4 separate regions of the Homo sapiens genome follow, and regions 1, 2 and 4 are each linked to region 3. The links are chromatin contacts, found by Hi-C or POLR2A ChIA-PET in ENCODE. All regions are on one chromosome and are shown on one strand. Each heading gives the region's core, a stretch centred on a gene start or an enhancer-like site at or near the end of the contact. The rest is flanking DNA. Distances are from core to core; before and after follow the strand shown. Region 1 holds the start of DUSP14 (dual specificity phosphatase 14). Region 2 overlaps TADA2A (transcriptional adaptor 2A). Region 3 holds the start of C17orf78 (chromosome 17 open reading frame 78). Region 4 overlaps ACACA (acetyl-CoA carboxylase alpha).

Evidence for each region. A loop is a pair of places that touch in the nucleus more often than their neighbours do. ChIA-PET counts read pairs that join two places held with the same protein, here RNA polymerase II (POLR2A). Pooled maps may share reads with other maps.
Region 1: a map of GM12878 shows a loop between it and region 3 (7-fold over the local background). The contact joins the promoter of DUSP14 here to the promoter of C17orf78 in region 3. A Hi-C loop is called at or near these places in 4 of 168 maps with a recorded cell type or tissue (CD4-positive, alpha-beta T cell, GM12878, IMR-90 and 1 more), 5 of 37 single-sample maps with no recorded cell type and 13 of 50 pooled maps. POLR2A ChIA-PET finds 5 or more read pairs at or near these places in 6 of 52 experiments (A549, HEK293, MCF 10A and 3 more).
Region 2: a loop to region 3 is called in a map of ovary, with 5 times the contacts of the local background. The contact joins the enhancer-like site here to the promoter of C17orf78 in region 3. A Hi-C loop is called at or near these places in 1 of 168 maps with a recorded cell type or tissue (ovary), 1 of 37 single-sample maps with no recorded cell type and 9 of 50 pooled maps. POLR2A ChIA-PET finds 5 or more read pairs at or near these places in 9 of 52 experiments (AG04450, GM12878, IMR-90 and 5 more).
Region 4: a map of mammary epithelial cell shows a loop between it and region 3 (4-fold over the local background). The contact joins the enhancer-like site here to the promoter of C17orf78 in region 3. A Hi-C loop is called at or near these places in 5 of 168 maps with a recorded cell type or tissue (Caco-2, Calu3, K562 and 2 more) and 5 of 50 pooled maps. POLR2A ChIA-PET finds 5 or more read pairs at or near these places in 3 of 52 experiments (HEK293, PC-3 and WTC11).

Annotation. Positions count from the first base shown.
Region 1 is chr17:37,486,062-37,491,255 of GRCh38, forward strand. DUSP14 (dual specificity phosphatase 14) reads left to right here and starts at 3,830. Exons shown (of 3, transcript NM_007026.4): 1 at 3,830-3,897. RefSeq lists an enhancer at 4,930-5,194.
Region 2 is chr17:37,445,540-37,450,791 of GRCh38, forward strand. All of the region lies in intron 8 of TADA2A (transcriptional adaptor 2A), which reads left to right. Among named protein-coding and RNA genes, the nearest start is that of TADA2A, 41 kb to the left of the region's middle. Within about 2 kb of position 2,377, at least 3 of the 41 ENCODE cell types and tissues checked have a DNase peak (open chromatin) inside an H3K27ac peak, as active enhancers do.
Region 3 is chr17:37,374,427-37,379,554 of GRCh38, forward strand. C17orf78 (chromosome 17 open reading frame 78) reads left to right here and starts at 1,559. Exons shown (of 7, transcript NM_173625.5): 1 at 1,559-1,724; 2 at 3,453-3,539; 3 at 4,711-4,956. The coding sequence starts at 1,667. The region is part of intron 1 of ACACA (acetyl-CoA carboxylase alpha); the gene reads right to left.
Region 4 is chr17:37,271,110-37,276,418 of GRCh38, forward strand. ACACA (acetyl-CoA carboxylase alpha) reads right to left here. Exons shown (of 56, transcript NM_198834.3): 8 at 4,842-4,940; 9 at 3,084-3,190. Among named protein-coding and RNA genes, the nearest start is that of SNORA90, 29 kb to the left of the region's middle. Within about 2 kb of position 2,454, at least 2 of the 41 ENCODE cell types and tissues checked have a DNase peak (open chromatin) inside an H3K27ac peak, as active enhancers do.

The sequences.
Region 1 (5,194 bases), core at 2,580-5,079, 110 kb after region 3:
GAAATTCTCATCACTGCATCATTGCTACTGCCCAAGGGTTGAATTAAGGGCAAAACATTTCAGAGACAGATTTGAAATTACCTAATTATCCTAGACATGTTGTAATGTTCCCTTTTATAATGCCTGGCTCAAAAAGCTTGATGTCAGGTTACAGAACTGTATGCATTCTTTGATTGTAATTGTGTTAACAATAGTAAAAAATCTTGCATACAATCAAGACCAGAAAGAAATCCAGATGCTAATTGTTGTTTTGTTAAGTAATAAAATGGTGGTAAGCAATGCTTTTTCTCTTTTTGCTTTTTTTTCTTTTTCTTATCTGTAATGTGACAATTCTTTATTACTTGGAAAGTACATTTTATGAGAACTGTGAAAACTCGGAAAGTAGAAGTTCAAAGTATTTTACATTTAATAACATCTAGCTAATCCTTATGATATCTAGATAAGGTGCTACTTTACATCTTATGAAATAGCACAAGCCTTAGGCAAACTTCTGTAGTAGAAGAAATGTGTTCTGAGACTTCTGAGACTTCTATCTTGCTAGTTTTTAAGATATCTTTTCTCCCAGAAACCTGGTGTCCAGTGTCCCTCTCAAATCTGCCAAAGGACAGTAGCTTAAAGATTTACTTATCTCAGGGGAGTTGCATTTTTATAGCCATCAATGGCATATAATTTGGAATTAGAGGCACAGGCAAGCAGGCCTTCCGAATCTCTGTGAGCCACAAGACCCGATGGCACCCTGAAATCAAACTTCTGTAGACTGGGAGCCTTGTTGACCGCTGTTCCCCAATTCTGACAGATCAAAGCTGTTGCTAATTTGTTAACCAGAGGCAGTGATACAAATGGAAGATGCAACTATTCATTCTGAGGGACGCATAAAAGTCTGATTAATCTAAGGAGCAGTCATTGCCCAAGCAGTTAAGGAGAATATTTTTGGAAAGGCAGACATCAGAAGCTAAGCAGAGTACAAATTTCCACCCTCTACTTACTGTATTAATCATATCAGCTCTCACTCTTCGTAGATGCTGCCCTGCTCGAAAGCACTGGTTATTTAGCTGGGAGTCAGGAGAACCCAAACCCTCCCTGGGCATAGACAAATTGTAATTTTATAGCAGACAGCCTCTAAAATGTTTCTACATCCACAACAGTTGACACTGCCAGGCGCAGTGGCTCATGCCTCTAATCCCAGCACTATGGGAGGCTGAGGTGGGAGGATTGTTTGAGCTTAGGAGTTCGAGACCAGGCTGGGCAACATATTATTTAAAGAGACTAGGTCTCTTTAGTAATAACAAGGCCAGGTGCGGTGGCTCACGTCTATAACCTCAGGGGGCATCACCTGAGGTCGGGAGTTCAAGACCAGCCTGACCAACGTAGAGAAACCCTGTCTCTACTAAAAACACAAAATTAGCCAGGCGTGGTGGTGCGTGCCTGTAATCCCAGCTACTCGGGAGGCTGAGGCAGGAGAATCACTTGAACCCGGGAGGCGGAGGTTGCGCTGGGCCGAGATCGTGCCATTGCACTCCAGCCCAGGCAACAAGAGCGAAACTCCGTCCCCCCCAAAATAATAAAAACTAATTAGCCAGGCGTGGTGGCGTGCCTGTAGTCCCAGCTACTTGGGAAGCTGAAGTGGGAGGACCACCTGAGCCCGGGAAGTGGAGGCTTCAGTGAGCCATGATTGCACCACTGCACTCCATCCTGAAGCCTATCTTAAAAAAAAAAGAAGAAAAAGTGACACCTATAAAAAAACTCACATACTTATAGTCCAGAAATGTGCTGTCCAGTAAGGTAGCCACTAGCCACATGTGGCTATCTAAATTTACTAAAATAAAATTTTAAATTCACTTCCTTAGTTACACTAGCCATATTTCGTGTTCAGTAGCAACATGAGGCTAGTGGCTACTGTACTGGAGAGTGGAGATACAGAACATGTCCATCATCACACAAAGTTCTACTGGACAGTGCTGGTCCAGAAGAGAATAACTTCAAATTGCATTTTTGGTACAGGCATGTATAAGCCCGCACTTCCACATTCTGTAAAGGCATAAACCGCCTCCCTACCCCAGGGCATGTCTGTACAGTCATTAAATGGTCTGACTCCAGCACTTCTTTCTACTTAATCTCTAAATCTCTAAATCTTGACACGCACATCGCACACAACACAAACTCTATTTTAGCCCACCTCCCTCTTCACTGACTCTTCATGGTAGGTTTAGTTCCCATAATCCATGAAAATGCCTAGCTCCTTGTCACTAGAGCTTGTTTTGGAAACCTGCCTACAGTGTAACAAGCTGGAATGTGAAGAGGGATGCATCTATTTGTGTTGCTGAGTCATTGAATTGACTGAAGCTTCAAGGACTAGGGGGTGCTGAGCAGAAATGAAAACACACAATCCTTTCTGTTAGAGATTTGCTCTTTTCGTATTGGCATGTAAACAAGTAAGTCACTAAGTGAACTGACGTCACAATTTAGTTTTAGGAAGATGCTTTTCCCAGGCACGATTTGAACTCAGTGGTTTCCTGAATCTAGCAAAGTATGCTGCTTTGTTTTCTCTTAGATTAATTTTGCCTAATTTTAAAGCTTTGATTCTCTTTTTACGAAGACGAAAATAAATCTCTCTAGTCTGGGCCTTTTTCGTTTCCCAGGATTATGATTAAAATTATCACTAACTTTTAGATAGTCCAGCACGCACCGGATGACTCTGAAGCCGGTTGGGCAGTGGAGATCGGGAAGAACATGAAAAAGCTTCAAAGCTTTTGGTTGAGGACATCGGGAGATGTAAACCCCAAACGCGGGTTTTACTTCTCCCCTCCACCCCTCCCCGCAAACCCATGCCTACTCGTTTTGACTGCTCAGCAATTCTGAGGCCAACCATTTGCAACGGCGAGGAGCAGGGGCTGGTGAGTCAAGGACTGGGCATGGAGTCAGGACTCTTAGGTGCCTTGACTCACGGCAGAGCCTTGAGGAAGTCGCTTTGCCTCCCACGTGTCTCCCTTCACCTGCCAGAGGCGGAGGGGAGGCGGGGCTGTGCTGGAAAACGTCCGTTTCGCACCGACTTATGTTACAGATGGGCAGACCTGAATTTTAAAAGACCCTCAGAGTCACACAGCAAATGAGCCCTCAAATGCCCGTGTCCCGCCTGCGCTCCGGAGAACCCCTGCCCTGCCTCGGGGACTCGGGAGGTGGGTGTGGGCTCCGAGACTCGGACGGCACCTTGGCGTGGCGAGAGCAGGTGGAGATGCGCACGGAGGTTGCATGTTCACCTCCGGGTCTCGGGCGCCACGGCTGCCCGTACCTGTTCCAGCAAGCGTCAGCCAGGAACTGCCGCGCTACTGATTTTCCCTTCGCTCTTGGGTCCCAACCCCCGGGCTCTCCGGGCTAGGGAGGCGGTGGGGTGGGGTCGAGGCCGTCCCGAGCCACCCGCGGCGGCTTCACACCTGTATCGGATTTGCTTTCTCGCCTTTAATCCTCTCCAATCCCGAAAGCACCCCAGCAGAGCGCCCCCGCAGCCCGCCTCGAGCCCGGCTCATACGCAGACGCTGACTGGGGAAGCGAGGGGTCGCCGGTGTGTGAGGCAGGGTAAGAGACCAGGGGACCTGCACGGAGGAGCGCTCTAGGGGAGGCTGCTGCCTCGGGAGCTAGGGCGCGCCCGGACCACACCGCACGGCGCAGAAGCCCAGCGCGCACGCGCGCCGCCTGCCGCCCCGCGCGTCCCCCCGCCCCGCGTCGCGTCCCCCCACCTCGGGAGAGGGCGGCCAGGCGCAGGGAGCGTGCGCGCGGCCCGCCCCGGGCGCGGGCGGAGGGAGGAGGAGGCGGCGCGCGCGGCGCCCAGCCCGCAGAAGCCGGTGGCCGCGCAGGAGGACGGAGCCCTAACCGCAACCCGCTCCGCGCCGCGCCGCGCCGGTAGGGGACCCGCAGGCCCGGGGGTGGGGGTTGTGGGGAAGGTGTTGGGGTGGGGCGGGAGGGCGGGACTTCGCGCTTCGGGTCCCTGGGCGCAGGGGGACCCAGAGGCCCGCGCGACCCCGCCTCTGGAAACTTTGTGCCGGCGCCCCCACCTGCTCCCTGGCGGTCCTTGACTCTTCGGGGCGGCCCGCGGAGGAGAGGCCCGAGACCTTCCGCAGCGCACCCTCGCCGGCCCTGAGCGTGCGCCCCCTGCCGCTCCCCCGCCGCGCCGCGCCGCCCCCGCGACCCTGTCCCTGTGCCCCGGGGCTCCAGCAGCCTCGGCCGCGCCTCCTCCGTCGCCTTCCGACCCCGCTGAGGCCGCCTACTCTCGCTGGCATCCACCCGCTCTGGAGCGCGCCGCCGCTTTTTGCATCTCCCCGAGGTTTCTGGTGCATGGATAGAAGCAACTTGACTTTCAGCGATGCCAAGTGTCCAACTTGAGTCTTTCTCTGCGGTGGTAGATGGGTGTGCGCGGTGCTAACATCTGTCTTTTTATTTCTCCTAAGTACCCTTGCTCCGGAGCGAAGTTGAGTTGTTGTTTGTAAAGAGGGGGTGCGTGCTGTGGCCGCCTTAAGTGGATTGTATAACTGTATTTTATTTAGGTGGATGTTGCCAGTGGTACCAGCCAGTGTTATGGTAACTGGGCATCCCAGAGGCTAGGGAAGGAGGAGCGACTTACAAATGCAGTTTTACCATGCAGAGATTTTTTTTTTTTAAAACCACCTTGTACTTTCTATCCAGCAGGACCTCCGGACATTTAGTGTGTGTTAACTCGTTAGCTGTTCATTATCGTTTTATAAGAGAGGGGGGTGGAGAGCGTTACCATCCCGTTTTACAGATGTAAAAACGGAGGCGAAGAGCAAACTCCGGGTATCCTTAGTAACCTTAAAAGAATAGGGACCAAGAGATTTAACCCAGAGTCTCCTGGAATTCCTAGTCCCTAAGGCCACTCAGAAGTATGATGGAATGTTGGACCGTCCTCCCTGACATTCTACAGATCACTTAAGAGTCAGAGAGGCCGAGGCCAGCCGGCAGCTCCATGCCTGAGACTCAGCTCTGCCACAAAGTTAAGTAACACTGGACAAGTCACAGTTTCTCTCCGCTCATTTCCTTCCTGCTCTCTAAAACCAGGGGAACAAAGGTGCTGTATTCTTTGCAGAGTTGTGCGTGTGTCTGGAAGCTCCACTCCCTTGAGCTGCGATTTGGTTATTGTTAGTTGTTGTGGACTCATAAAGGCCCCCAGTCTTGGTTCCCTTGA
Region 2 (5,252 bases), core at 1,127-3,626, 72 kb after region 3:
ACAGGCGTGAACCACCACGCCTGCCCCAGCATTGCTGAATTCTAATCTTTGATTAGCCCTCTAAGGGTTTATGTTAACTCTTTTCCTAAAACTTATGTGGTGAATGCCAAAGAGCTGTTAAGAGTAGATAGTTAGACTTTGAGTCCCTTTTTTCCTTCTTTCCATTTTCAGTGAACTACATACTAATATATACTAATACTACATAATAATACCCAATACTTTTTTTTTAATTTTAGTTCAGAATTGAATATGATACAGTAGATCAGTAATTCTCTATTGGAATCTGTATTTCCCAAAGAGCATCTTCATGATTTCTGTTAAATTTACATCCCAGGCAGGAAAGACAAGTAGAGTATACTTGTTAAATTATAAATCAAGTTTTCATATTGCATGGACTGGTACACTGTCCCTAGAAGGGGAACTTGATTCTTTTCTCTCCATAGAAGAGCTGCCTGGATATTTGTTATACCAGATCTAAGATAAAGAAATAGTCTTCCTAAAAATTTTACCTTAAGAAATTTTTCTCTACACATTTCTTGAGCGGTGGGTTTTTTTTTGGGGGGGTTTTTTTTTTTTTTTTGGCAACATTTTATTCCTCCTTTTCTCCCACACAACTTTAAGGAAAGTCAAAGTGACGCAGATTGAACTAAAAGAGGAAAGCTTGAAAGCAAACTACTTTAGCATTAACTAAATCCATTGTATTTGTTCAGTCTTCCGTGTCAGTCTCGTCAATCCCAGTGACTCATGTTATCTTTTCTCACCTCTTGTGGTGTTCCCTTTGAAGGTAGTATGCAGACTGCCATTCATAGACACCAGCTTTAATTGAAATGGTATTGTTTTCTGGCTTGTATCTTTCTTATAGAATGCCAGACTACTCTGCACAAAAGGGGCAGCTTCATAAATATCATTCTTTTAGATTCTGCTCAAAAATACCAAATTTTTGGCTGGGCATGGTGGGTCACACCTATAATCCTAGCACTTTGGGAGGCCGAGGCTGGCTGATCACTTGAGGCCGAGAGTTCAAGACCAGCCTGGGCAACACAGTGAGACCCTGTCTCTAAAAAAAAAAACCTTTAAAACAAATTTTTAAAATATTATTATTGTTTTTCCTCCTCCTCCTCCCTGCTTTTTATTTTTACCTATATATTTATTTTTTACAGAATTTTAAAGTCAACATCTATAATGTTAATAATGGCTTGACTTGGTGAATCACTTCTCTAGAGCCTAATCCAAGGTCTTCATTCATACTTCTCAACATTATTAAGAAAACTATAGTAATGGTCGGTGTTTAATTTCATTCTTCATTCTTCATGGGAGTAGGACTTGCAGTTCCTTCTGGTTCACTTGGGGTCCTTTTTGTAATTAAGTGGGGATAAAAAGAAACAGAAGCAACTGATTGATCAGCAATTTATAGTTCAGTTAGCTTTTCAAACCCATAACATACTTTAGGTATTTGTACTCTCCCTGAAGTTTCTATAGCCCTGTAAATTATTGATTTTCATTTGAGCTATAACTGGAACTTATGTTATTAATCTTTATACATAGTTAGCTTTAACACAACATAAATAATAATTCTTTCCCTCTGCCCCATAGTAAACTGTAAGATGTTTAGATGAGTGCTTTTATTTTTTATTTTTTTTGTGACAGACTCTCACCTTGTTAGCCAGGCGGGAGCGCAGTAGCGTGATCTTGGCTCACTGCAACTTCTGCCTCCCAGGCTCAAGCGATTCTCGTGCCTCAGCCTCTGGCATAGCTGGGATTAGCGCCACCATGCCCAGCTAATTTTTATATTTTTAGTAGAGAGAGGGTTTTGCCATGTTTGCAAGGCTGGTCTCAAACTCTTGGCCTCAACTGATCTGCCCACCTCTGCCTCCCAAAGTGCTGGGATTACAGGGGTTAGCCACCGCGTCCGGCCCTAAATGAATGCTTTTAAAAAGATGATAACACTTCAGATTTGGGTATGGTTGGCTCACACCTGTAATCCTAACACTTTGGGAGGCCAAAGTGGGAGGATTTCTTGAGCCCAGGAATTCAAGGTCAGCCTAGACAACAAAGTGAGACCCCCCACCTCTAAAAAATAAAAAAGATGATAACAGTTTAAAGAAGCTTGTCAGCACTACAGACCAAAGGAATGACTTGCTCATGCCACAGAGAGGTATTTTGTTTACAGCTCTGAGTCTTTACAGCAGCTCCTGTGGCAGCATGACCATGTCCAGGAGCATATTGTCCCTGAGCTGTCACTCGCAGAACACTCAGTGAAGTGCACTAGGAGCCCATGGAAAGTCAGGAAGGAATGAAAAGGGGCTTTATAAGCACACCTGGAACAGTTAGAGGGGCACAGATTTTGTAGAAATCAGGACACTGATTCAGCCTCTGGCTTGCTTCTGAGTCATGGTATAATCATGAGTAAGTGCTTGGAATCTTGCTTGCTGTTTCTTTATGTCCTCTGCCATTAAAGAAGAGGTGACACTGATTAGTCAGAGTGTAAATGTCTCTAATGAAACATGGTACATAATTCAGATTTGTGTTGTTACCATTCCATTATACCATTATGCTCTTAATATTACTGAGCATTAACAACATTATTTTTATGGTTCCTCATTTAGAACTACTGGAAGGTTGCAGACTGTTTGGCTGGGTTTTGTATTTAGAACCTATCCAGAATATTGGCTGATGCCACCAAGACCTTTTCCTCACCCACACAAAGATTTTTGCCTTGAATCATGGAATTTGTTTAATAAATTTGGTTTGCATGGTTCATTATAGAGACCTGGGACACAATGGAGGGATAATTGTATTGCAGCCATACCAGAAGGCTTTCAGAATGTATTTCAAATGTATACTGCAAGTGAAGCAGTATCCAAGGAAAAATAAGGAAGTTCCGTGATCCCTAATTGGTACTTACTCATATTTTATTGAAATAAGCAGAAATGTTTGGTTCAGAAAGAGAGAGAGAGAAGACTCATATCTTAGAACTGTCTTGTCTCATGTATGTTGTGAGATCTCAATGCACATGCTTAGTGTAGTTCCTTCTTGCTGCCATCTCTTTCCCCATCTCCTTTCATTTGTAAAAATTCTTCCTAAATTTTTAGAGTACTCTTTCCCTGAGTTTCTCAGGATCCTAAAGTCCTGGTTGTAATGTCTTCCAAGTCATTGTTGCCCCATAACCCAGGCAAGCAAGAGATATGATGAGCTCCTCCTATGTGTTGGGTCTGTGTTTCCAGTACTTCTCAGGGTTGCACCTTAGTACAGTTCACAATTTCTTCTCCCTCTGTTCTGGAAAGGTAATTTTAGAAAGTTTTCTCTCCTAGGCTTGGATCTGTGGACCCCTTCACCTTTCACTGTATTTTTCAAATTGTATTTCTTTGGCACATATTATTAGCCTTTAAATCCTTTAACAATTAGTAGAGCAGAGGTCCAGCCTGGTCTCTGTATATTCACCTACTGGCAGTTCCTTTCACTTATAGTGATTTCACTGTTTTTTTTTTTTATTTTTTTTGAGACGGAGTCTCGCTCTATCGCCTAGGCTGGAGTGCAGTGGCGCGATCTTGGCTCGCTGCAAGCTCCGCCTCCTGGGTTCACGCCATTCTCCTGCCTCAGCCTCCCGAGTAGCTGGGACTACAGGCACCCGCCACCATGCCTGGCTAATTTTTTGTATTTTTTAGTAGAGACGGGGTTTCACCATGTTAGCCAGGATAGTCTCGATCTCCTGACCTCATGGTCCACCCGCCTCAGCCTCCCAAAGTGCTGGGATTACAGGCGTGAGCCACCGTGCCCGGCCTGATTTCACTGTTTTATACATAGGATATTTTAGACATGAATACTATCAGTAATAATTGCTAATACATATAGCATTTACTATTAGTTACCATTCTAAGCTCTTCATATATATTAAGTCATTTAATCCTCAAAACCTTATGAGTTGCATATTATTATTATCCTCATTTTTGTGGATGAGGACATTGAAGCATAGAAAGGTTAGATAACTTGCCTGAGATCATACAGCCAGCAAGAGGTAGAGTCATCCCCAAGTCTGTGTTCTTAATACTGTACAATACTTAGCTGTCTTTACAATCTTGATTTTTTTTTTTTTTTTTTGAGACAGGGTCACGCCCTGTTGCCCATGCTGGAGTGCAGTGGCACAATCATGGCTCACTGCAGCCTCAACCTCCTGGGCTCAAACTATCCTCCCACCTCAGCTACCTGAGTAGCTGGGACTCCAGGCGTGCACCATCACACCTGGCTAATTTTTAAAATTTTTTTGTAGAGACAGGGTCTCACTATGTTGCTCAGGCTCAACCTTGAATGTTTGTTGCTGTTTCATTTTTGTGAGGTTTCACATTTGTTATCTTCTATAGCTTCAACACATTCCTGAGGAATAGATATTTTCCTGTTTTACATTCAGGGAAGCAGACAAAGAAGTTAAGTAATTTGCCTAATCCAGGGGTGTCAATCTTTTGGCTTCCCTGGCCCACACTGGAAGAAGAAGTGTCCTGGGCCACACATAAAATACATTAACGATAGCTGATGAGCTAAGGAATAAAAAACAAACAAACTCATAATGTCTTAAAAAAGTTTACGAATTTGTATTGCGCTGCATTCAAAGCCGTCCTGGGCTGCATGTGACTCACGAGCGACAGGTTGGATAAGCTTGGCCTAATGCTTCCTGGTTGCTTACTTTAGCCATTAGATCACATGATCTTCCCTGCACAAAATTGTTTGTGTGCATCTTGGCCAAAAGCTTGGGGGGAAATGACTTAAATAGTGTTGCTTCTGGGGAATACCTGTGTCACAGGTTTCTACTTGTTTGGTCGCAGTAGGGATTTTGATTGGCCTCCCTGCAGTTAAGGCCTCTGAGTTGGTTTTCTTGCCAAGCAAGCAGTAAGTGCCTTCTGTCAAGAAAACAGAAACATGTTGTTAGCTATTTTGAACAATGTTAGAAATACATTGCAGTGGGAAGGAGCTGCCTCTGACTTCTGCCCACTTCTTGAAATATTTTAAGGCTAGCCGTTTGGAAACTTTATCATTCTCCAGTGTAATCACAGGGAGACTGTGCTTCCCCCAAAGCTGAGATTTCAGGGGCCTTGTAGCAATGGACAAATTACAGGTGATTTTGGTTTGTTTGTTTATTTTTAATGATCTCTGGTTCTCTGTTTGCTAGCTTATACTGCAGCTTCCAGCTGCTTTAAGTAGACTGTGAGCAAGTGATTCTCATTCTTGTAGATTCTGCCTTCTCATTTCTGTTCTGCCTG
Region 3 (5,128 bases), core at 309-2,808:
CAAACATGCGCCACCATGCCCAGCTAATTTTTGTACTTTCAGTAGAGATGGAGTTTCTCCATGTTGGTCAGGCTGGTCTCGAACTCCCGACCTCAGGTCATCCACCCGCCTCAGCCACCCAAAGTGCTGGGATTACAGGCGTGAGCCACCGCGCCCGGCCCTTCATTCTCTTTTATGCTCCATCTATCTATGCCATGACAAAGTCTACAGATTATTACACTAGACACTAAAAAAATACAAATTTGGAAAAATCTTCAACAACAGTTATCTGTCTAGGAAAACCTTCCCAAGCCACAGACAGTACCACTCACCTGCCGTATTTAGCTCTTCCTCACAACCTCTCAGCCCAATGGTCATCAGAATGTTGTCCACCAATACTCACTTCACTATTCAGGAGTGTGAAGATGTGCAAAACTCAATAGGTATGTCTGTGCTAATGTGAGTTTATATATATAACTGGATTAATTCTAGAGATCATATGGTTCACGGCCGGCTGGGGTGGCTCACGGCTGTAATCCCAGCACTTTGGGAGGCCGATGGGGGCAGATCACTTGAGGTCAGGAGTTCGAGACCAGCCTGGCCAACATGGTGAAACCTGTCTCTACTAAAAATATAAAAATTAGCCGGCAGGGTGGCACACACATTTAATCCCAGCTATTCAGGAGACTGAGGCAGGAGAATCACTTGAACCCAGGAGATGAAGGTTGCAGTGAGCCAAGATTATGCCACTGCACTCCAGCCTGGGCAACAGAACGAGACTCCATTTCACAAAAAAAAAGGCCAGGCACGGTGGCTCATGCCTGTAATCCCAGCACTTCGGGAGGCCGAGGCAGGTGGATCACGAGATCAGGAGATTAAGACCATCCTGTCTAACACGGTGAAACGCTGTCTCTACTAAAAATACAAAAACATTAGCCAGGCATGGTAGTGGGCGCCTGTAGTCCCACCTACTCAGGAGGCTGAGGCAGGAGAATGGCGTGAACCTGGGAGACAGAGCTTGCAGTGAGCCGAGATCGTGTCACTACACTCCAGCCTGGGCGACCGAGCGAGACTCTGCCTCAAAAAAAAAAGAGATCATATGGTTCAGGACTCTCAATTTATAGAAGAGAACATTTAGATCCCAAGAAGTCAAGTAATTTTCTCAAGGTGATAGCTCATAAAAGGGCCTGTACTAGAACTCAATTGTACTGACTCCTAGTCCTAGTTTCCTGCTCTATTTCTATAATTCCTGCTCTAGAAATTATATTCCTTACTAGAAATCTCCACATCTTTTCATGAAAGTATATAAATCTCTGTGCCTGTGTCAGTGAGCATGCATGTAAATGTCTACGTGTCTATCTGCAAGTATTTGTAAAGCATATCAATGGGCGTTTATGGCCTTCCTGCTCGAGAAACCTCTAGGTAATCTAGTTCTCTATGTCGGCACCGGCAGCGAAGTCAGAAGAAGTCTGAGTGAATTATTAATAAGCAGAATTAGCCCTTTCTCCAATTAGATCTATTCCTGGGTCTTCAGGAAATGGGGCAAAATAATCAGGGTGGAATCAGAGTCTCTCAGGGTCAAACTTGGTTCCAGCTGCGTGTGGTGAAAGCAACTAGAGGCAGAGCTATCAAGGGCTGTGACAGATGAGCAGTGGTCTGTCTGCAATGAGCATGTGCTCAAGCTAACATGGATACCATCTTGGTCTTCAGCCTAATCATTGCATCCTATGATGCCAACAAGAAAGGTATGTAATTCTCTAGCCTAATCTCCTGGAAAATACAGAGAGAGGCCTAGAAAGAGTTTCGGGGTCTCTTCCACCAGATAGAGATGTAGCTGATATCCAGCAAGCAATACTTTCCAGAGTTAATCCCATGTATCCACTCGCCTCTAAGAAGGACTGCAACTTATTCATTCCAGAGAGATAGCTGTCTGTTTCATGATGAGAGGTCTTCAGAGAATGTGATGCATTCTTATGTCTTGTTCATGTAATTAACATTAAAAGTCCTTTCACTGTTGGATGGCTTTCTTTAGAGTTTCAGTATTGTCATCACCTAAGGTTCCCAAATTCATACTGTTCATAAGATGTTGCCTTTTTTAAGTTGGTACATGTAAATAGCTAGACGGTGATATTCTTGGGTGGGGAGAGCTGAGGGAAAGGGTGATATTGGGTGGAATGGCATCATTTGCTGCTCTTTGGTAACTGCTTATTTAAAATATGAGTTTTCAAAGTTTCATAAACATTTCATCTCTAAAATTAGCTAATCAAGGCTGGGCACGGTGGCTCATGACTGTAATCCCAGCACTTTGGGAGGCCAAGATTGGTGGATCACCTGAGGTCAGGAGTTCGAGACCAGCCTGGCCAACATGGCGAAACCCCATCTCTACTAAAAGTGCAAAAATTAGCCAGGCATGGTGGCATGCACCTGTAATCTCAGCTACTCGGGTGGCTGAGGCATAAGAATCACTTAAACCTGGGAGGTGAGGTTGCAATGAGCTGAGATCGTACCACTGAAATCCAGCCTAGGTAACAGAATGAGACTCTGTCTCAAAAAATAAAAAATTAAAATAAAAAAATAAAATTAGCTAATCAGAATTAAGACCAAATGGCACAAAGTGCAGCAGTAACGAATTTGACAAATTATAAAAATGTCACAACCCTTTGAATTATGTGCCAAAAAGCATAAATAACTAAGACCTATGGTTCTGTGGAAACCTATAGAGATACCAAGGTCAGACAATATAAATCTCCAAAAGCTTTATTTAATACAAGAAAGAAGACAGAATAGGAGGGAGAAGAGAAAATAAGCAGTATTTAAGGAAATGGGTTGGTTAGACTTTCATTAACTTAGTAAATTTTCTTAACTCTATTTGACCTTTCTTTGTCCTAAGGGTAATAGATTGGTACACAGTATTCTTTATACTAGGTCAACTACTACTTTGTATGTATTTGGCTGGGTGTTCTTTTTTGAGGGCCGGGCGTGGTGGCTCACACCTGTCATCCTAGCACTTTTGGGAGGCCAAGGCAGGTGGATCACCTGAAGTAAGGAGTTTGAGACCAGCATAGCCAAAATGGCGAAACCCCATCTCTACTAAAAATACAAAAATTAGCTGGGCATGGTGGTGCATGCCCGTAATCCCAGCTACTCGGGAGGCTGAGGCAGAAGAATCCCTTGAACCCAGGAGGTGAATGTTGCAATGAGCGGAGATCACGTCACTGCACTCCATCCTGGGCGACAGAGTGAGACTCCGTCTCAATAAATAAATAAATAAATAAATAAATAAATAAATAAATAAATAAAAGTAAAGTCTTTTTAGAGAGTGTTTGATCTCCCAAGTTGCAAGTTTTATGAGCAGGAACTGCAATCTTTCATATCTTCTCCATTGCCCAGAATTCTAAAAAGTAAGTACCAGTAAATTCTGATTTTCCCCAAACCTTCCCCGGTTCCCCTCCTCCCCCTCTGCTCACCCCCAGACCTCAGAGATAGCAGTTGCCGACTGGAACAGCTGCCTGGGATCTTCCCAAAAGACGTGAGAAGCATCAGAGAATTGCAAATGCAAGGTAGGGAATGGGTCCTTTCTGGAAAATGATATTGCCATTCCAAAAAATTTTTACCTTTAAAAGATATCTCATCTTCCCACTTCCTAGCCCATATCTCAAATATCCTATTTTAAGGATATGTATCCTCCCAGGGGGCTTTCTGGAAACCAATCTTTAAATTAACTGTCATTACCTAAGGCATGCTTATATTACTCAAATGGATGGAGATGAAAAAAGAGAAGGAGGCAGAACCTACCCCTCTCTGCATTAAAGAAAAATCTATGAGCATTTCTCTGTGCTAAATTTACTGCTGTCACCAACCTTCATGGGAACCATGGCAGAAGAAAGGCAGGACTTGTCTATTAGTACTATGAACACAAACTGAAGAAGTTAACTAAAAGGAGAGAAAGTACAGCAGTGGAGTTTAGCAGGGGTCATGAATGGAAATGGGTTAGCTTGGCACTGTTCAGATTAAAAACCAGCTTTGGCCAGGCATGGTGGCTCACACCTGTAATCCCAGCACTTTGGGAGGCCAAGGCAGGTGGATCACTTGAGCTTACGAGTTTGAGACTAGCCTGACCAACATAGTGAAACCCCATCTCTACTAAAGATACAAAAATCAGCTGGATGTGGTGGTGCACGCCTGTAACCCCAGCTACCTGGGAGGCTGAGGCAGGAGAATCACTTGAACCAGAGAGGCGGAGGTTGCAGTGAGCTGAGATTGCGCCATTGCACTCCAGCCTGAGCAACAAGAGCAAAACTCTGGGCAACAAGAGCAAAACTCAGAGATCGTGCCATTGCACTCTAGCCTGGACCACAAGAGCAAACGCTTCAAGGTCGGGTGCGGTGGCTCATGTCTGTAATCCCAGCACTTTGGGAGGCCAAGGTGGGAGGATTGCTTGAGCCCAGGAGTTCGAGACCAGCTTGGGCAACACAGCAAGACCCTGTCTTTTAAAAAATTAAAAAATTAGCCGAGCAAAGTGGCATACACCTGTAGTCCCATAGTCACAGCTACTCAGGAGGCTGAGGTGGGAGGATTGCTTGGAGATCGAGGGAGTTTGAGGCTGGAGTGAGCCATGATTGCGACACTGCACTCCAGCTTGGGTGACAGAGCAAGGCACCGTCTCAAAAAAACCAACCAAACAAAAAACAAAACCAGCTCCATTTTTCTATCTGGTTCTTCTCCTTCCAGAAACTCACACAGAAACCAAAAGGACAACATTCATTCAAAACCGGACTATAGCTACCCTGCAGTGCCTTGGCTCTGACAGCAAAGTAAAAGTCAACCTTGTATATTTGGAGAGAAGGCCAAAGGTCAAGCATATTTTGAAGAACCTGAGAATCATTGCTGCTCCCCGCAGAAACAGCTCTGCCTCCTCAAGCTGTCACCTAATCCCCACATCCAAGTTTCAGACTGGATCTCTTCTAAAAGGCAAAGGTGAGATTGGAAAAGAGGAAGGGGGCAGGCACTAACTTTTAGTTGACATCCTTGAAGGCAGCCAGAACTCCGTAGCAGGAAAAGCTACAAGAAAATGAATTATCCACTTTTTGATGGGGTTGTTTGTTTTTTTTCTTGTAAATTTGTTTGAGTTCATTGTAGATTCTGGATA
Region 4 (5,309 bases), core at 1,204-3,703, 100 kb before region 3:
TTCAATCTAAAGTAATGTCACATGGGTCAAAAACAAAATTATATATGCATTCATACACCCACACATGTAAGTGCAAAGAAGTGAAGTCCAGAGTACATACCAGCAATGATTTAGAAAAGAATGGGTCCGGGCACAGTGGCTAACGCCTGTAATCACAGCACTTTGGGAGGCCAAGGCGGGCGGATCACCTGAGGTCGGGAGTTCAAGACCAGCCTGACCAACATGGAGAAACCCCGTCTCTACTAAAAATACAAAATTAGCTGGGTGTGATGGCGCATGCCTGTAATCCCAGCTACTTGGGAGGCTGAGGCAGGAGAATCGCTTGAACCTGGGAGGTGGAGGTTGCAGTGAGCCAAGATCACGCCATTGCACTCCAGCCTGGGCAACAAGAGCGAAACTCCATCTCAAAAAAAACAAAAACAAAAAACAAAGAAAGATGCGTGGATATAAAACTTTCCTTTTTCACTGTATGTATTTCTGCATTATTGGAATTTCTTGCTTATAGTATGCAGGCATCCATGTATTACAATTAAAAAAAAAAAAGACATAAGGAGTTCACTTAAAATAAGCTGAAGTGGGGTTGGGCGTAGTGGCTCGTGCCTGTAATCCCAACACTTTGAGAGGCTGAGGCAGGTGGATCACCTGAGGTCAGGAGTTCGAGACCAGCCTGGCCAACATGGTGAAACCCCTGGCCCTATTAAAAATACAAAAAATTAGCTGGGCGTGGTACTGCATGCCTATAATCCCAGCTACTCGGGAGGCTGCGGCACGAGAATTGCTTGAACCTGAGAGGCAAAGGTTGCAATGAGCCAAGATCGTGCCAATGCATTCCAGCTTGGGCAACAAAGTGAGACCCTGTTTCAATAAAATAACCAAGTCATTCCTTTGTCAAAATATTCCAGTCTTTTAAGGTTTTGCTACATTATAAGAATATCTTTAAAATGTATCACCAGGCCTGGCCCAGTGCTTCACACCTGTAATCCCAGCACTTTGGGAGGCCAAAGTGGGTGGATCACTTGAGGTCAGGAGTTGGAGACCAGCCAGCCCAACTTGGTGAAACCCTGTCTGCACTAAAAATACAAAAATTAGCTGGGCATGGTGGCGGTAACCTGTAATCACAGCCACTTGGAGGCTGAGGCAGGAGAATCACTTGAATCTGGGAAGTGGAGGTTGCGGTGAGCCAAGATGGCATCACTGTACTCCAGCCTGGGCAACAGAGTGAGACTCCAACCCAAAAAAATAAAATAAAATAAGTATCACCCAGAAAAAGAACATTTCAATTTTTAATCTATGTCAATCGATTACTTAATGAATGAAAATCTTTTATGCACAGTCTCACCTTTTCTAATGTTTCTTTATTCTTTTCTATGCTCATATAAACAGAATTAGTATGATGAACTCAATTGCTGAGTGATAGATGATCAAAGAGATAGCTTAAAAAAAAGAGAAAGACTTAAAAAAAAAAGGGGGTATCCCATAGGAGGTCAGTAAGTAAGAAGGTAGGCCTTTTAAAAATATATGAAAGCTTTAGTCACAGGTCACCCATTAAAAATATTTTGGAAGAATTTTAACACTTTAATATAATGTTAAGTAAGGAGCGGGGAGGTAGAAGGACAAAAAAATATTAAGTAGAAAAAAGTATTATGATTACCAACACAATACAAATAGTAAGACCCAAAACTTATAATTATCATAATTATAAGTATAGGAATCTATTAATAAAGATTTGTATATGATATAAATCTATGAGTTGAAAAGGGATAAAAAAATGAATAGGTTAATGGGCATTATCTTTGGATGGTGTGTTTGCATGTGGCTTTATCATCATCTTTGGCTTTTCAAATTTTCTACCAGAAAATGCTGTTTATAATTATAACCAGAAAAAATAAAAAAGAATGTTAGTCGATAAGCAAAATAGCTAGAATAGCTAGTTCCTTACAAAGAGCTTCTACTCTTTTGCAAATTATAACAAACAAAATAAAGCATTTGAAATTCAATTAGAAATATTAATTCTTCTTATTAAGGAGATTACAGGATGTTTAACTTAAAATGCAAACAATACAACAAAATTATTTGAACATTCAGCATCCCTCTTGAATTTACATGACACAAGTCAAACTCAAGCAGTGTATTTTTCTACAATAGCCTCTTTCATTATCTTTCATTATACCTGGAAGCATAACCAACACTTTAAACTATTTATAAAAGTGAAAGGGGAACAAATTGGAGGGAACTGTAAGGAAAGAAAAGGTAATGTTGGGGAAAGGATCTCCTTTTGCCTAGGTTCACATTTCTACATGGATAGACAATAATTAAGAGTAACACTTTCAGTCTTTCTTGGTTCACTCCCTTGCTCCTCCCCAAGGGAAAAATAATAAATTATGTGATTGGTCAACTTGGAAGGAGGGACTGAATATGCATAGCTCAGCCTTTTCCCCTTTGGGATCAGCCCACTGCACAGGACATATGCTCTTTGTCAGCTCTCAGCCATACACTAAGCTGAATTAAGCTCTCTCTCTCTGTCGAGGGAAATCTGTGGTCATTCAGCACTGCCAGTAACCAGTGGGTGAGTGAGCCTGCTTAACTCTGGTGTTTAGTTTACAAATCTGAATGTTGCTACACACTTAAGCCATTTTCATCAACATCTCTGTTCATAATAAAGCTGACTGTTTGATCTCTGCTTCCTGGCTTCTTGGTTCTGAATTCAACCAGTAGAAAAAGTATGTTGTTTGTTGTCCCCGCCCTCACACACTAACAGGTGGTAGAGAGAGAGAGAATCAGCACCTCCTTAAAACTCTGACTTAATCACCTAAGAAATGTTCTGTCCAGATGAGCAGCCTGCTTCAAAATGAATTTAGATTGTTTACATTTAAAGTCACTTCCTCAATCTGTACTTTTTAAAGGCAAAAGACTTATGCAATCTAAAGAGAAACCAGCGTATTCTATACTTTCAAACTACACCTCCTGGTCTTACATCCCTAACACCACCTTGGGTATATATCACGAGCCAGGCTCCCAATCTCCACATTTGTGACTATAACTGGTCAGCTGAAAGGTATCACTCCCTGGAGTTAGTAACCTACCTGTAGCCCATCATCCACATCTTTCACATAACCTTTTTCATATAGCTCCTGGGGAACATTTAAGATACGTTTTGAAAAATCATTTTCCTGCCAGTCCACACGAAGACCTGCAACAGACAATAGCAACTTAGGGCAATTACAAGATCTTCTGCTCTTGTCAATTTTCTGCTCTGCATTCTTTGAAATGCTATCATATTTACCCAAAACTGAGAGTGGATGGGAGAAAGAAGGATGCCATAAAACCCTGATCAGTCCTTGGGGTTAACAGGATTTAGCCACAGCATGACCCGGCAACTTGGGTTCTTAACGCTGGCAAAAGCCAGCCGAACTAACAGGGAGCAACTTATAAAAATGCAAAGACGTACAAGATCAAAACAAACAAAAAAAGAACATAGCATACTTCTCACAGCAACTCAGCAGGCAAAATACCTTCAAACTGTGTGTTCAGGCCTGCTCCAGGGCCAAGAGGTCTGGGAAATAATTCAATCTTTATGAGCCCTTGGAAATAGAAATGGCGGTTTTATTGGCCTCAGCAGAGTCATGATTCCATGCTCTCTGAACGTCCCTGTACTCAGCCATAAGGGGAACACTATAGCCTCTCCATTCAAACAAGAACAAATTCAACCTTTTATTTTAAACTATTTGACCCAGCAGATCTGGAGAGGATATTGCAATCTCCCTGGAGAGCCAGAGTAACAAGGGTTCAAATCTGTTCAGCCTCAAGACAGTGGTCATTCCCATTTAAAAGAGGTTTTAGTGTATGTCTGTTCCCAGTGCTTGAGTACTTAAGAAAAAAAAAAAAAGGTTCATATTGTTATCAGCTATAATAATTCACATGGAACTGTTTAAGGGATGTGTTGAGAATAAATCACTTTTTGAAAATTCTTGCCCCTCTGGCATGCCTGGAAGAAAGGTTAATTACTGACCTCATTTTCTGCATCAAGGGCAACTGAGGTTGAATGGTTTTTAAACAGTCAAATCAAATCATCAATAGATTGTGGGTTGATATCAAGAAAACATTGGCGCCAGGCGCGGTGGCTCATGCCTGTAATCCCAGCACTTTGGGAGGCCAAGGCAGGTAGATCACAAGGTCAGGAGTTCAACACCAGCCTGGCCAAGATGGTGAAAGCCTGTCTCTACAAAAAAATACAAAAATTAGCCGGGTGTGGTGGCGGGTGCCTGTAATCCCAGCTACTCGGGAGGCTGAGGCAGAGAATTGCTTGAACCCGGAAGGTGGAGGATGCAGTAAGCCAAGATCATGCCACTGCACTCCAGCCTGGGCAACAGAGTGAGACTCCAACTCAAAAAAAAAAAAAAAAAAGAAAAAAAAAGAAAAAAAACATTGGCAAGGAAACATTTGAGTAAGTGGGTTTTAGGTTTTTCCTAGTGATCCAGGCTACTCCCAGGCAGGTCTGAAGACCCAATTCCCCCTGGGAAGCCCACCTCTGAGGAAGATTCTAGCCTACCCAGAGTACATCTAAACCCACAAAACCATATACATGTTTTCCCAGAGTTTTTCTAAGTTAACTCACAAGATCACTCCAGATCACAATTTAGCATCTGTGTACCTGGAACTAAATTTATATTACTAAAAGAATCACAGGTGTATTAATTAAGCTAGGAGCTACAAGGTACCATTAATCAACCAGTATTCCATTTCTTGTCAAGTATACCAATACTTTTTCAAAAGAGGTAAGTCCCAAATATCCTACTGAGCTATTCTGTACTTCAAGATACAAACAAGAATTCAGTTCTTACCACTGCCGCTCCAGGGAAGAGTTGGGATACCTGCAGTTTGAGCCACTATGGAAGATGCAATCTTATCCCCTAAAGCCCACATGGCCTGGCTTGGAGGACCTAAAAACGAAACAGGAAAAGAATCCTGACTGTAACACCTTGGCCTCATTTCTGGCACATGTAGTTGCCTTGTATTATAGCTATTTATGTATTTGTCTTGTCCTCCCCCCACCCCTCACATATCAAGGAGATCATAAATTATGGGGACTATTATGCTTTGACTTATCTTTGTACCATCTGTAAAACCTAATGTAGTAAGCTTTTTGTGCAGAGTGAGAGCTCAATATATATAAATGTATGCTGAATTAAATTTTTGACAAATCTAGCTATAATGTTATCATTCTTCATGATCCAACTTCACCAGATCAATAAAGTCTTCTTTTTTAAGTCAATATCCTGAAATAAGGACTTTAAAGTTTTAGGATTCAA